Linked DNA regions of Homo sapiens: region 1 is linked to region 2. Evidence: chromatin loops called from intact Hi-C (ENCODE). Cell type or tissue: GM12878. All regions are shown on one strand. Each heading gives the region's core, and the rest is flanking DNA. Links, peaks and the distances in the headings are about the cores only.

The links. A loop is a pair of places that touch in the nucleus more often than their neighbours do. Peaks named below come from ENCODE experiments on the same cell type or tissue, not always from the same donor. Only the 100,000 strongest peaks of a DNase experiment are listed, where the experiment ranks them.
Region 1: it touches region 2 in a loop (5-fold over the local background); 1 of 110 quality-filtered maps calls a loop at or near these places.

Annotation. Positions count from the first base shown.
Region 1 is chr6:152,168,137-152,173,521 of GRCh38, reverse strand. All of the region lies in intron 130 of SYNE1 (spectrin repeat containing nuclear envelope protein 1), which reads left to right. Among named protein-coding and RNA genes, the nearest start is that of SYNE1-AS1, 210 kb to the left of the region's middle. RefSeq lists a silencer at 2,201-2,401. In GM12878, for the core only: no CTCF peak of the experiment used is centred there; a DNase peak (open chromatin) is centred at 2,251; H3K4me3 peaks cover 832 bases; H3K27ac peaks cover 1,467 bases.
Region 2 is chr6:151,700,145-151,705,529 of GRCh38, reverse strand. It overlaps a transcript of ESR1 not described here. Among named protein-coding and RNA genes, the nearest start is that of ESR1, 100 kb to the left of the region's middle. In GM12878, for the core only: no CTCF peak of the experiment used is centred there; a DNase peak (open chromatin) is centred at 2,443.

The DNA of each region.
Region 1 (5,385 bases), core at 122-5,121, 470 kb before region 2:
GCCAGCTGAAGTATTAGGTTTCTATGATTCAGTCCATTCACCACTCTTGCCTCTTCCAGCGCTGATGCACTAAAGCAAAATATAACCCAGTGTATGCCTTTCGACATTTCTGTCCTGTATTGGTGCTCTTGTGGGAATGGAGAGGTTATTTTTGAAGATGATAGTATTTTTAGGTGAACATCTCAGCTAATAGAAACATGAACTGTGTCTTTAATATTCAATCACAGAAGCAACAAAAAAGAAAAGAAAAAGATTTACTGATAACAAATCTATTACATACATAAAAATAGAACGCATAATTTAGAGTCAACTTGACATCACCATCAGATTAGTTTAGATTACTCTGAGTACAAAATAGATGTGCTTTGCATTGAGTTTTTAAATTGTGTTGTCAAGCATTGTCAATTTTTTAGGGCAACAAAAGTTGCTCAGTTACTTTTAGGACTCAGTGAATAATGTTCTAGTGTCCTTTCCATACTTTCTAGATCTGCTGTATGTAATACAGCAGTCACTAGCTACGGATGGCTATTTAAATTACAGAATATTTAAATTAACTGAAATGGAATAAAATTAAATTACTCCTTAATTTTAATTATGGTCAGTTGCACTGGCCACATTTTAAGTGGTCAATAACCCCATGAGGCTAGTGGCTACCTTATTGGACCCTGTACAATGCAGAACATTTTTATCATCTCAGAAAGTTCTGTTGTTCAGCAGTGGCCTAGATAATTAAAGTACCTCTGAGCCCTTGGCTTTTTTTAAAAGTCAACATAAGAAGCTGTCATTGGTGACGCATCACTCTAATTTCTGTAAAACTGCCTTTAAGAATACTGGCTCTCGTTTTGTCAATGAATCCAGTGCAGAAAATCCACATAGCAATTTCTCTAGAGCTCAGGACTAAAAGGAAATCTGTCTTTTTAGTATTAATTCTTCAATGTTTCTTATCACAGACAACGAATTAGTAACATTTCTCATCTTAGCATCTAGGAAGGTCAAATTCAACTTGCGCACTCTGTTGTGATGATTTGGGGGCAGGGAAGTGGGTAACTGGACCTTCTAATAGAGAAAATTCTTTTTCTCTCGGCTAAACCTAAATCCCCATCACCAAGGCAAAAGCATCCTTTAGTTATTTGGCTGTTATCTTTTTGTTTTTCTCAATAGCAGCTTTTTTGGGGATATAATCCACATGCCGTATAACTCATCTATCTAAAGCATGTAATTCAGTGATTTTAGTATATTTATAAAGCTATGCATCTATTACTCCAATCAATTTTAAAACACTTTCGTCAGTCCCAAATAAAAACAGTTACCCATTAGCCGTCACTCTTTTCTTCCCTCCTCTTCCTTCCCCACTTCTCCCAGCCCTGGGAAACTACTAATCTACTTTCTGTTTCTACATGTTTACCTGTTCTGAATAGTTCATATACATAGGTCATATAATATGTGGCCTTTTGTGACTGGTTGTTTTTAATCTCTATATTTATTATAATTGCCTCAACATTTTGTAGAAGTAGAGTAAAAACAAGTAATTTTTTAAAATGATTGAACGCCTACTATATATGAAGTACTATGCTTCTTGCTATAGGGCAGAGGTTGGCAAATGTTTTCTGTAGAGGACCAGATAGTAAATATTTTTAGTTTTGTGGGCCAAATAGTCTCTGTTGCTATTAGCGTGTTATTATAGAGTGAAAGCAGCCATAGAAAAATCTGTAAATAGAAAACCATGGCAGTGCTCCCACAAAATTTTGTTTACCAAAACAGGTGGCCTGCTCTAGGGATATAAAGATGAGAAAGAAAATGGTCCCTAACCAAATAAGTGTCATAATGCAAGTACACAAGCGTTCCTCACTGCAGGGCCTCTTCCTTTCTATTCTCTCTTCCTGGGCATTCTCCTGCCTGCCCCTGGCCTGGCCAGCTCCTGATTGGTTCTTCCTGTTTTTCCTTCTCTCCAGATTAGATCAGATTCTTCTTACGGGCTCAGTAGGCTTCTCCTTCATAGCATTTCCCTGAACTATGTGAAATCTTGTGTGATCAGTCATTTTAAGCCTGTTTTCTCTGCTAAAATGTAAGTGTATCTAACCTTGATCACCATAGTAGTCCCAGCCCCTGACCTTGTTCTTTGCACATAGCAGTCACTCCCGTATTTGCTGAGTTTCTCAAATCTAAACCATAGGGTGGAAAACGTACGCACACAAATGAAAGCATACACAAAGCAAAGCATTGGCTTCGGGCTTCAGCTGCCTGAGTCATAGCGTGATTCTGCTTCACCAACTTGCTTATCTTCTCAGCACCTCGGTTACCACATGTATAAAATGAGAATCATAATAGTAGCTAGCTCAGAAGAATGATTAGTGGTTTACCACTGTATTAGTCCATTTTCATGCTGCTGATAAAGACAACTCGAGACTGGGTGATTTATAAAGAAAAACATGTTTAATGGACTCACAGTTCCACATGGCTGGGGAGGCCTCACAATTATGGTGGAAGGCGAAAGGCACATCTTACATGGTGGCAGACAGGAGAGAATGAAAGCCAGGCAAAAGGGGAAACCCCTTATAAAATCATCAGATCTCATGAGATTTATTCGCTACCACAAGAACAGTCTGGGGGAAACCACCCCCATGACTCAATTATCTCCCATCGGGTCCCTTCCACAACGCATAGGAATTGTGGGAGCTACAAGTCAAGATGAGATTTGGGTAGTGACACAGCTAAACCATATCAACCGCTAAGCATAGAATATGTTCAATAGAGGTCAGCTCTCATCCCAGAGGGAGTTCAAAGGCTGTGGAGGTAAAACACATATGCAGTGCAAGCAAGGCTTTGTGAAGTTCCTAGCAGCTGCCCTCAGGAGGACTTTCAGTTTAAAGGGTGTTCTACCCACGTTGGAGGTCAAAGGAAATGAAATTCTTGGAATTCACGGCTGGTATTACCTAAGGGTGTTTGAGTCGGAAGGTGCCTGGTAAGGATCAGGAATGCATTGATGCGATGAGCACAGAAACAGCACAGAACTAATCAAGAGGCCTGAGTTTAGTCCACCTGGTTCCTGCTGTGTGGCCCAGGTCTTACTGAGTAACTTCTCTGAGCCTCAAGTTGCTCATTTTCAAAGTGTTAATGAAACTAACTGCCACATCTCCAATGAGAAAATGCAAGGGAAAGGACTGTGTTTACTATAAAACAATGTCTATGCCAGTCTCATTCTTTTAGAAACCTGCAGAGTATTCCATAGTATAAATATACCACAACTTATCTAGGATTTTCTGTATCAATGAACATTGCCATTTTTGCTCTTTGAATAATTGTATCTTTAGAGCTTTGCCTTGTCTCATATTTAGTTCATTGGAATACATATATTATGCTAACAATAATAAGCATGAAAAAAATTTCAAATTTTTTAACTCCATGAGGTAAACTAAATAAGGTAAAAGAAATTAAACTAAGGAAATTATGACAATAAAATGTTTTGAAGACTTCAGGTTTTTTAAAATGTTAGTCATAATCAAGAAAAAAACAAAGTTGCCTATAGTGGTAGATTCATAACCAATATATTTCTTTAATCAAAGTTTAAAATATTTTCATTTCTGATTACTAAAAATACATTAATATAAGAAGAATGATTGTTTTATAAAAGAATTCACAGTACAATATCTTTAAGTACTATGTTTTCTAGAATTTATTTCTTATATAAAATGCAGTTTTCTTTAATTTTTTATTTTTTTTTTTGAGATTGGGTTTGCGCTGTCACCCAGGCTGTAGTGCACTGGTGCAGTAATGGCTCACTGCAGCCTCAGCCTCCTGGGCTCAAGCAGTCTTCCTCCCACTTCATTACCTGGGACTACAGATGCATGCCACTGTGCCTGGATAATCTTTTGATTTTTTTTTTTTTTTTTTTTTGAGATGAGGTGTCACTTTGTAACCCAGGCTGGCAGGTGTATTTCCTTTTTTTTTTTTTTTTTTTTTGAGATGGAGTCTCGCTCTGTCACCCAGGCTGGAGTGCAGTGGCGCCATCTCAGCTCACTGCAAGCTCTGCCTCCCAGGTTCACGCCATTCTCCTGCCTCAGCCTCCCGAGTAGCTGGGACTACAGGTGCCCGCCACCACGCCCAGCTAATTTTTTGTATTTTTAGTAGAGACAGGGTTTCACAGTGTTAGCCAGGATGGTCTTGATCTCCTGACCTTGTGATCCACCAACCTCAGCCTCCCAAAGTGCTGGGATTACAGGCGTGAGCCACCAATGTATTTCTTTTATTAAGAAAATGTGTTTCCTGTAGTGTTCTGTTTTAAAAACAGTCAACTCACATGACCAGAACCAGATGCTTTGTTTTATTTTAGTTACAAATCATCATGTAGTCCTTTTTGGAAAGAACTTAGCAAATTTTCATTATTTATTTAATATTTATTATTTATTTGTGTGTAGTTTTTAATCCCCTAAAGGATGTAAAGCATCCAGCATTAATCATATTTTATTGAATTATAGGAATTAATAATTTGGGGACTTATTTTCTTTAAAAGTATAAATTATTAAATTATCATCTGCTTAGTGCAGAAAGTTTGGAAACTCTTGAAATTCACAAAAGAAAAAGAGTTACCTGAAGACCCCCTGAGCAAATGAATATAGTTATTTTTTTAATTGTCTTAAAATGAAAATGTTATTTTTGTCATCTACATGATTATTTTTAAAGGACAAAAGTTTTGCATATGTAAGGGAGAATAATATTTCTTCCTTATTTTTCCTCCCCAAATAGTCTACTCAAAGATAAAGAGCATGTACTTTCCCACCTTCGCAAACAACCCCTAAAACTCTTGCATACACTACCGAGCTGGCATACTGAACCCAAAAAAGAAGGAAGTTACTCCTTTTGCTACTACCATTTGCTGTGTTTGTGGACATTTTGTTTGTTTGCAGTGGGATGATTTGTTTTCTTTAAATAGCTTTCCCAGCATAACAAACTGCCCGCAAGAAAAGTTGACTGTCCTTACAGAACAGCAGAGTGTGTGCAGCCGATGTTGTTTTTGCTGTCCTTTCTTTAGACCTGTAGCTTCCTCCTCCTTACAGATTACACTGAGCTTTTTCCCCTTCTTACACTCGTGGCCTACATTCCAGGAGATCAAGCCTGGCACATGTTAATGAATGTAGGTTTTATTTAGAAACATGACCACTTGTCACTGCCCAGTGTCATGTTATCGGGCAGAGACTACCAACATTTGTCTACAGTGAGCATTTTCATACTTCTATACACAGACAAGGGGAAACTTTCATCCCCACGCAGGATATAGCTTTTTGCTCTGCAGAGTCTAACTTTTGCAAGTGGAAGCTTCATGGTGGTGGCGGAGGACCTGAGTGCCCTGAGGATGGCAGAGGACAGCTGTGTGGATGCAGATCTCCC
Region 2 (5,385 bases), core at 251-5,250:
TGTGATTTACCAATTTTTTGGCTTATCCTTCTCTCTGCAAGCCTTTGTACATCTGAGTCATCTTCTTTCCATCTTTTCCATCATCTTTTCCATCTTTAGTTCATATGTGTTTAGAAACCCCCAAAATAATGATATAGATCATTAACCCATATAAAACTTAATTAGGAAAGCAAAACTGATGGCATGGCTATTATACTGGTCAAAGGATCCTTTCACCTCTCCAGTTTGGGACCAAATCTGATGACACATTTTCACTAGAGGAAGAGAAGTCAGCATGGGAATTGAGCTTGATAAATAAAATTATTAGTCAGCTAATCCTAGCCTGTTGTCTTTCTGCTAGGTAAAAGTGTTCCAGATATATATAATCTGTCAGCTCTATTAAGTATCATTTATAGGCAGGAAAAATGTGCTCTTATGATGATCAGAGTCCCCATATCTCGCACACAATGGGGATACAAATATCATTTCACAGTGGAAGTCTGAGTTCCTCATTCAATGGATGACAAGCTCCCTATGGGAAGAGATCCTTCCTTTTTATACTGCTCCTATATAGAGGGCTTAGATCCTGAAGTTTCTGAAGGAAACTTCAGGATCTAAGCCCTCTGCCTGCATACATAACCTGGAAACCCATATTTACAGGGACCAAGACCTTGAGTTATTGTCCTAAGTTCATGTCCTGTCATATCATTGCCAGCTGGGTAGTCTTTAGCAAATTACTTGATTTTTCTAAGCCTTAGTTCGCTTTCCTAGAAAGTGGGTTTAATGAAACCCCCTCCTAGAGCTGTTGTAATGACCGAATAAACTGTTTTCTATAAAGTGCCATGGAGAGCAGAAAATAATCTGGTGGGTAAATGAATAGGTATCACAACTGTCATTCTGCAAACTACTTGACTGAGCTCACTGACTCCAGACATGACTAAGTAGACCATAAAAGAAATGGAACTTTTATGTTTTAAGTTAAGAATTGACTTTTGTGGCCAGGGGCGTTGGCTCACGCCTGTAATCCCAACACTTTGGGAGGCTGAGGCGGGTGGATCACCTGAGGTCAGGAGTTCAAGACCAGCCTGGTCAACATGGTGAAACATAGTGAAACCCTGTCTCTATCTCTACTAAAAATACAAAAATTAGCTGGGTGTGGTGGCGGGCACCTGTAATCCCAGCTACTTGGGAGGCTGAGGCAGGAAAAATCGCTTGAACCGGGGAGGCAGAGGTTGCAGTGAGCCAAGATCGCACCACTGCACTCCAGCCTGGGTGGTGACAGAGTGAGACTCAGTCTCAAATAAAACAAAACAAAAAAAGAATCGACTTTGTAACTTGAGTGTTGTTTCTTAAAAAAAATATGAAAGAGTGGGAGTGGGGGCAACCCCATGGGTGGCTTCTACACTAACCTATCAACATACATTTTACATCTTTTATTTTTTAGCCCTTAGAATCTTTCTACTCAAGATCAAATTTTAATATTAATAGAGCCAAATATATTTGATTATGGGAGAACCACTGATGTTCTGTGTTGTTTATAAATTGGAAAGGCAGCAAAAATGGAGGAGAATTATTCTGGTGACCCAACCTAAGTGACACAGTTACCCAGGCAGATGCGCAATAGCGTCTAGAATCCCAACAGTTTGTCTCAGGTCTCTTTCAAAATCTCAGCAACAGCACCTTAGACCTTTCTGGAATCAAAGTTTTGGATCTAAGACTTCAAAGTGGGGAAAGCAATGCAAGACTACTCAGGGACTGACATGTGTAGAATCAAAAAGAGAGAAAGGGAGGTATATGCTGAAAATGGTATGAGATCCATACCCCCAGTGACTTGCACTGGTTCTTCTACTTTGTTCAGCCTCAGCCAGATGGAAGACTCGTTTCTATATTAAAATCTTTTTTCCCCCTCCTTCATTATCTCTCCCTGCTGCCCAAAAGAGGAATCAAACTCACTGCATCAAGCTGGCAAAGAGCTACAGGCGCCTTCCACTTGGAAGTAAGAAGCTAGAGCAGCTCACCCATTAACATTTCTGTGATTCACAGGAGAGCTCATTCACAGCTGCTCAGACTCTGAGCAGAGAGATTAGAACTAGAACTGTTTAAAATTCCTAAGCCAGAGGAGTTTCACGGGGCGGGGTGCTTCTAAACAGCCTGCAGTCAGCCATGCCCTTGCAGACAAGGCTCTGGGGGTTCCACATGCACCTCCAGCCTCAGAAGACTGGCCTGACCAGTCCTGCAGCTGTTTTGAGGACAGTAGCTAAGCCTGGAAGTGGTGACTTTATTTACCATTTTTGGTTAGTCACTAAGTAAAGTCTTTGCCTAGAAACCTTCATTTCTTATGCAGTAGGGTAGAAAAGGTCCAGCTAAAAATTTTCCTGAAATACTTCACCAAACAGGCCAGTTCTACAATTAGGAAATTACCACGCTGAGTAATATTTGCCAGTCTGGTTTTTAGTGAAGTCAGGTTTCGTCCACTGGCATCTCAAGCTGATTGGCAGACAGACCTAGGTCCTACACCCAACCCCTCCCTTGCAATTTGGGCAGGTTATATTTTTAAAAGTGCAGACTTCCTGTGCTTTTGAACATTTTGAAGGCTAGGATAGTATTCACAAATCAGGGGTGCATTTAATCTTTTATATCACATGCCTGCTACTGGATTTGCAAAATGCTGCATAGATACACAGCCTCTCAAGTTGGCTTCTAGGCAATGGTGACAATTTGCACTTTCTAGAGGCATGACTTTTCAAGAGGTTTGTGAACTAGTTTTAAAATGTTCTATGGAGGAAATGAGAAATGGACTTGACAGTCAGTAAGTTATTTTATCTTAATTTTAAATAAAAAATAATGTAATTACTTGGTGACCACAAATACAAGTGGCATGGCTTGTCTTTTCCCTTGTGAAACTGCTACCTGTTGTTTTGAATAATTAAATTCAATAGAAATGTTTCTTAATGATTGAGAAGGTTAGAACTATGTCTCTATTTTTAGGTAGGTCACTGAATATGTAAAGTCTAAATTCTGAAGATATTCCCCTATTTTAGGGTTAAATTAAAAGCACACTCACATTTTGCTTCCTATTAGCACCATACAACTGGCAAGAGGAGAAGGAGGTTGTGAAATTCAAATCAAGAAATGTTTTCACTTGCTGGAAACTATGGTAAAGCTCTGAGGGAAAAAAGAATGAAAAGCTCTTTCTTAAGAAAAAAAAAGCTTGGATTTTCCCTACTTAGAGTGGACTATTGAGTATGTAAATAAATTGGTTAACCTCTCTGATACTATGCAAAGAAACCTCACCCACACAGTAGACTTGGGGATTTTTTTAAATGGTGGTAGTGCACAGATTGTATCCTTAATTTCAACCTAAGCAACGCATGTAGAGTGCCCATCAGATAGTAGGTGTACTGCTAAGCCCCTGACAATACACACTTGATAATGAAAGAAATTAAATGAAAAATCGTTCTCCAAACTGATGACCAAATTAGATCTTATCAATTCACGGACAAAGTCAGGAGAGAGAAAGAGGAAACTAGTATGTTCACACATACCTCAGTGATGGTTCAAAGTTCAGATTAAAATCTACATCCTTTTTCAAGAAGTGCTGTGCTGATATTTGGTACCGCAGTCCCGGAGAATGTGAAGAGATCTTTGTGCTTACTCCTTCCTAGTTTTCTTCTTCCTTTTGTTTTTTTAACAGAGAAGGAAAGGGAGATGTGGGTGATTTCTACAGATTTCCTTAATTAAAGCTAGTTTGACTCCCCACTTAAGTGAAATAAGGCTGTTAAAAAGAAAAGTAGTCTCACTTATCAATAGGCACTGAAGAATCAATGTTTGGCTTACCTGTTCAGATCAAATTCCTTGATTACATTATTTTACAAAGCTGAGTAGGGCTTAAGCTAGTTACCACTGATGCCATTGGCAAGTATTTCTTCATTCACGCACAGGCCATAATCCACTACACCAACTCAGGCCCACGGGATGACTTCCATTTCTTCTTCTTCTTTTTTTTTTTTTTTTTTTTTTTGAGATGTAGTGTCGCTCTTGCCACCCAGATTGGAGTGCAACGGTGCGGTCTCGGCTCACTGCAACCTCCACCTCCTGGGTTCAAGCATTTCTTCTGCCTCAGCCTCCCAAGTAGCTGGGACTACAGGCGCACACCACCACGCCCGCCAGCTAATTTTTTATCTTTTTAGTAGAGATGGGTTTCACCATGTTGGCTGGGCTGGTCTCCAATTCCTGACCTCCGGTGATCCACCCACCTCAGCCTCTCAAAGTGCTGAGATTACAGATGACTTCCATTTCTATAGATCCATTTTGCCATTAGAAATTAAAAAAAAAAAAACTCCCAGCCCACAGTATCTCAAATCACATGTGCAGCAGCAGAACAAAACCTGCTGTGGCTGTGATAGGTATGATTTTACCACGAAGATTCAGACGTTGTTACATGGTTGAAAAAGCAGTCACTGCACAGAGCAAGTGAGAAATTGAGCAATGCAACTTAATACAGCTTTTCCCTATTGCTTATAAAACAACGTTCTTAATTTTTAATTACATGTAAAATTCTTCTGAATTTTTACTTTAAGTTATTTCAATAGACTCCCTTGGGGTGCTTTAAGAATATCCCATGGGGCACTTTTTTACTGTGGGTCATCAGCCTAAGCTGTTGGAAAAAGGCCCTGGGTTTTTTTGGTTTGTTTTTAAAATGTTGTATAACAGCTTTAAATGTGCAAGACATGATAGAGTGGGGGAAAAAAACTTGTTGAATTCTTAACTTTGTTTTTCCATCTGAAATATTAGTATGCCTGTGTTTTTATTTTTTCCTAATTCCAAGCAACAGTGAACCTAATTTACAATTTTTTTCTCAAAAAAAAAAAAAAAAAAAAAAGGAAAGTTTAACATTGTATTAGGGAGGCTTCAGAATTAGCAGGTGCACTCCAACAGATTTATAGGGGCCAGTGGACTGATAGCTGTATTTTAGGACTGGGAAACATCTGCTCAAAGTAAGTAGTTTATGGTTTCCATATCAAATAGAAGAAAAAAATACCACACTGGTCCTCAGACTTTGGTAGTTGTGTTTTTAGAAAACCAAATTCACACAAATTCTATTCTAGGGGACTTGTATATTTCATTGCTATGTTCTACTAAAGTTAAGGAGGTACAGAAATTGCTCCATGAGGAAATGATAAAGGTCAGAGCCTCAGAATTTTAAGTGGAAAATTCATAAGCATGCATTATGGAGGGAAAAAAAGGCTAATTAAATATAACACTCAACTAAACTATAAAAAAAGACTTGTTTTCTCCATGTAAGTCAGATTATATGGGCTTCCTCCACCACTTCAACCCACTAATCTAAAGTAATGAAATGCAATCTCTGGAAGTACTCAGAATTAGACATGTAACAGATAATAA